Linked DNA regions of Homo sapiens: region 1 is linked to region 2. The links are chromatin loops, found by intact Hi-C in ENCODE. Cell type or tissue: PC-9. All regions are shown on one strand.

Evidence for each region. Peaks named below come from ENCODE experiments on the same cell type or tissue, not always from the same donor. Only the 100,000 strongest peaks of a DNase experiment are listed, where the experiment ranks them.
Region 1: a loop joins it to region 2, with 4 times the contacts of the local background. A loop is called at or near these places in 11 of 110 quality-filtered maps.

What each region holds. Positions count from the first base shown.
Region 1 is chr15:88,656,270-88,658,769 of GRCh38, forward strand. ISG20 (interferon stimulated exonuclease gene 20) reads left to right here. Exons shown (of 4, transcript NM_002201.6): 4 at 1-214. Among named protein-coding and RNA genes, the nearest start is that of ISG20, 19 kb to the left of the region's middle. RefSeq lists an enhancer at 708-757. In PC-9, CTCF peaks have their summits at 1,284 (motif pointing right) and 1,484; no DNase peak of the experiment used is centred here.
Region 2 is chr15:89,016,352-89,018,851 of GRCh38, forward strand. No RefSeq gene overlaps it. Among named protein-coding and RNA genes, the nearest start is that of CARMAL, 23 kb to the right of the region's middle. In PC-9, CTCF peaks have their summits at 1,442 (motif pointing left) and 1,641; DNase peaks (open chromatin) are centred at 510 and 1,270; H3K4me3 peaks cover 1,480 bases; H3K27ac peaks cover 1,254 bases.

The DNA of each region.
Region 1 (2,500 bases), 360 kb before region 2:
CTTCCCTGGACTGCCTGCACATCTAGGGCACCCCAGGAAGAGTCACCGCACTCTGTTTCGGGGCTCGGCTCTCTGAGGGGAGGGCATCCTGTATGGGGAGGAGGGTCTGGACCAGAGCTGTCCCTGATCGCTAGAATCAACGGCAGAATTCTTGTTATTTTAATAATAATTAATAATTTAGTGCTTCCACTAAATAAAAATCATTGGAATGGTGTCCAAGCAATTTTTTTTTTTGAGATGGAGTCTCACTCTGTCACCCAGGCTAGAGTGCAGTGACTGGATCTCAGCTCACTGCAATCTCCACCTCCTGGGTCCAAGCGATTCTCCTGCCTCAGCTTCTCAAGTAGCTAGGATTACAGTCATGTGCCATCACACCTGGCTAATTTTTGCATTTTCAGTAAAGATGAGGTTTCGCCATGTTGGCCAGGCTGGTCTCAAACTCCTGACCTCAAGTGATCCACCCCACCTCGGCCTCCCAAAGTGCTGGGATTACAGGCGTGAGCCACCACCGCACCTGGCCAAGCTGTTCCTTTTTTTAACCTCCACAGGTGATTCTGGTCCTAGGGTTTTTGAGTCACCTGCAGTGCTTTCTCAACCATCCCAGCACCTGAACACGGTGCTGTCACACTACAGTGAGCAACTGCATCACCTGGCAGGTGCTGGGTCCACCCCCAGAGTTTCAGATGCAGTGGGTTGCGGTGGAGCTCGAGAATGTGCAAGTTCCCCATTCTAACAAGTTCCCCGCTGCTGCTGGCCCGGGGGCCATGCTATGAGAGAAGCACTGCCTAAGCATCAGGTGTTAGGATGTGCAGCCACAGTTGAGAGCTGGCCCCAGGGCTGGGCGCCACCAAGGTGCACTCAGTCACAGGTCCAGCCTCTCCCCATGCCGCCTCCCTTGGCTGCCTGTTCATGCAGAGAGGTCCACAGCCCGGCAAGATGGGTCCCAAATGGCCCACTGCACAGATGAGGGACTCGACCAAGGTTAAGAACCCAAGAGATTTCAATCCAGACCTGCCTGATCCCCAAACTCAAGTGTTTTTTTCCCCTCAGCTGTCCTAGGATGGCAATGCCTCCCATCTGAGCCACTGACCTCTGGGAAGCTGGAGGGCCCCCTCCCGTGTCTGGAAGAGGTGGGAGATGCAATCTACTCTCACAGGGTTCTCTCCCACCCTGTCCACAGGGTTTCAAGGTGATGACCCAGCCCCCTGCAGTTTTATGATTTCTTACGTGCCTTCAAGGCTGCTGGGTGCGTCGGCCTTGTCTGGCTATGACTGGCCACCAGGTGGTGGCCGTGGGCCGTCTGTCCTCCTGAAAGCTTCGAGGGCAGAACCTGCATAATGAACATTTTGGGATGAGGTGTGAGGGACAGTGTCTTCAAAAATGCCTAGGGGGCTGCTCCAGGGATGCTCTAGGCAGTCTTCACTCAGCCACAGATGCTAAGGCTCAGAGAGGGGTTGGAGCATGATGCAGCCTGGCCTGGGAGGTGAGCCCAGGCTTTCTGACTCCCAGCCCAAGGTTCTGTCCATGGCTTCAGGCTTCCTTGAGAGGAGAGACAAACCAGGTTTCCTGAAGTCAGAGCAGTTCAAAGGGAATTTCCAGCCCGACTTGCTTAGATGCCCTGAGGGGAGAGAAAACCGGGGAGGTGCCCACCACCCCCACTCCCAGGCAGGCAGGACCCCGGAGAGCAGCAGGTGCGGCAGTCATGTAAAACACAGGCAACGAGAGCTCTAGAAAGAGCACCAGCTTTAGAGTCAGCTGACCTGGGCTGAGGCTCTGGCTTGAGTCATGGCGGGCAAGTGTCTTACTTCTGTGACACTCAGTATCCGCAGCCACCATATGGGCTTTCCTGCCACGCAGGGCTGAAAAGAAGATTGAGAGTCTGTATGCAGGGTGCCCAGCACTGGGCGGGGGGCCGGGGCAGGAGGGGCAGGGGCTGATAAACAGCATCCATCACTACTGATCTAAAAATCAAGAGCTGCCTTGGGGCTGCCCCTCTAGACTCCTCAACACAATTGGAGTCGATGCCAGCAAATGCGGGGTTTATTCTGATGAGGTTTGAGGATGGGAGAAGGAAAGGCGATGTTTATTGAGGTGGTAATGTCTAGCCCACGGGGAGCCCTATCTGGGGTCCCAGTCAGGGCAGGCAGCTCAGGCTATCTGGTGTCCCCTGAGCCGATGGGAGGGCCTGCGTCTTAGCAGGTACTACTTCCTCCTCCTGCAGCTGCCCCAGCTGAGCCTACAGGGTACACCTAGAGAGAGAGAAAGGTGGGTGTATTCCAGGCATCTATTCCAAGGGTCACAGATGAAAATGTCTCAAGGGCCTGTCCTGAAAAATAAATGACTGAAACAGACCAGCTGTGCTGTGGGGAACAGGGAGTGTACGTCTTGCTGGAGCAGGCAGTTACCACTCAGCCCCAGCTTGCTGCGGCCATGCACAAGTGCTGGCCATTGTGCACATTGTCAGGGCTGTGTCTGGCCCACAGGCCACCAGTCTGAAACC
Region 2 (2,500 bases):
CGCACCTGGCCAAAACCTTTATTTTCTCAATGAAGCAGACATTCACTCCACAGACCTTATGTACTATATGCAGAACACTCAATAAATGCCTCTTGGCCCAGCTGAGGCTCAGTAGCTGATCATTCACTAAGAAGGCAGAGGGCTCTGCTGATGCAAAAGGGATACCGGGTTCAGGATTTCAACTGGGGGAAGTTTCCATTGAGCCTTCTAAGTGCAGGGAGCCTCCTGACCTCAAGTGATCCGCAGATCTCGGCGCCCCCATAGAGTGTTGAAGCATCCCGGGCCACCATCTGTGGCCCAAAAGGTTTTTTAAGGGGCAAGAATCCTTTTCTTGGCTTCTGCAGTCAGTCTCCTTGCCAGTGACAACATCAGGGCAGCAGTGGAAAAAGACACGCTTTCAGTTGCTGGATAAAGTGTCTTCACCGTCTTGGCAAGTAAGTGCTTTTGTTATTTTCCCACTAAGTGATTCATTCTCCTGGAGGCAACTCCTTGGGCACTTCCTGGACACCCACTCACCTGGAAACACTGAGGTCGCTCCTGTCCAAAAGGAGTGCTTCCTGTGGCTGCCTGCAGAAAAAACAGGCTCAGTGTAGGCAGAAATGGCGGCTTTCAGAAATACCGCATGATCTCACTCACATGAGGAATTTAAACCAGCGGAACACAGAGACAGGAGAGGAGTGGAATGGTGGTCACCAAGGGCTGGCGTCGGGGTGGAGGGTGGAGGTGTTGGTCAAAGGATACAGAATTAGACAGCAAGACTTAGTTCAAGGGATCTATTGTACAATCTGATGACTATAATTAATGCATTGTACACAATACTTGAAAATTGCTAGGAGAGTAGATTTTAAGCGTTCCCACAACAAATAAGTAAGTCTGTGAGGTAGTACATATGTTAACTCTCTTGACAAAGCCATTCTGCCAGGTATACATATTTCAAAACATCATGTTGTATACCACAAATGCATACAATTTTTATTTGTCAATTTAAAAAATAAAAAGAAATTACTGCCTTCCTCTCTTTGCCTCCCCTTAAGGAATCCCTTCACTGCCTGAGGGACCTGTCCTAGGTGCCAGAGTGAGCAGGGAGGAACACAGGTGTGTCTCGGTGGCTGGAGAACCCAGCCAGGACGACGCCCAGTTTGGAACTGTACCGAAGCTGAGCCCTGCCTTGCACGGCTGAAGCTTAGCCACAGAGGCGGAACTTCCCTGGCTTTTCCTGGAAGCGGAAGCCGTGAAATGGCCAAAGCACAAGACAGGGTGGTGCAGTTTTGCTCCCGCGCGATCACCGTTGGCCACGCGCCTCGGTCTCTATCTGTAAAAGAGATCCGCATCTCTGGTATTTGATGCTGGAGAGAAAAATGTGCGGCCTCCGCCCAACCTTGAGTTTCCTGCTCCACCGCGCCCTCTCGTGGTTAACTGGACTCACGGCTTTCTCGCCCCCAACCCCAACCACCTAAATTGCGGTTCTCAACCTTGGCTGAGCGTGGGAATCACCCGGGGACCTGCGAAACACCGATGCCTGGGTACCGGACTCTATCCGCGCCTCCCCCTGCGAGAGATTCTGACTTAATTGGCCTGATGCAATCCGGGCGTCCCCTGGGGATCACAGTGTGCAGTCAAGGCTGGGAAACACTGACCCACCTCTGCTCTGCCAGGGATCCTGCGTTTGGCTGACGACATTTCTCTTGTCAGAGCCCACCGGACTCTGCTTTCCGGATATAAAGGATCCTTTTGCAAGTCTAAACACCTCAATGTCGGCATCACACCCTCAAGCATCCACCCTCTACTCCTGAAATACTCATGATTAATATGTGCTTTTAATTTCTATTGCTGGAGAAAATGTTTCTGAAAAATTGCACTTACATAAATAGATAAGGCATATTATTTGTATTATCTGCTGACAACATCCGTGATGTGTGCATGTGTGTGCTGCGTATGCACAGAGCTTCCTCACTATAATTTCAGGAGCTTCTCAGGGCCTTAGGTCAGAGATCCGCTAGCCGTGCCAGGGCACTCTGGCCCTAATGTTAAAAATAGACCATGGCTTTAGCCACTCCTGTCAGTATCTTGTCTCACTGCCCAGTGCTCCATTCATCAGGAGAAATTCCTGAGCTGCTGCCCAGCCAGTCAGCCAGGCCCAACTGAAATTCCCAGGGGGCCTGTGAGGGGGGTCACACGTACTCTTAGCTTCTAGGCTGGACCTCAGGACTCCTAGCAGAAGGATATCCACTGTGGCCCTGCGACCTTGTCAATCGTTTGATTCACAGCCTCTCAGTGACACTGGCACTCAATGAGATGGGCTCCTTTCATGACACGGTCACCACCATCATCACAATCTCCAGCATTTTTGGGTTCCTACTATGTGTACAGCAGTTTTCAGGAACATTTATTATTTATTTATTGAGACAAGAGTTTCCCTCTGTCACCCAGGCTGGAGTGCAGTGACATGATCTCAGCTCACTGCAACCTCAGCCTCCTGGGCTCAAACGATTCTTGTACC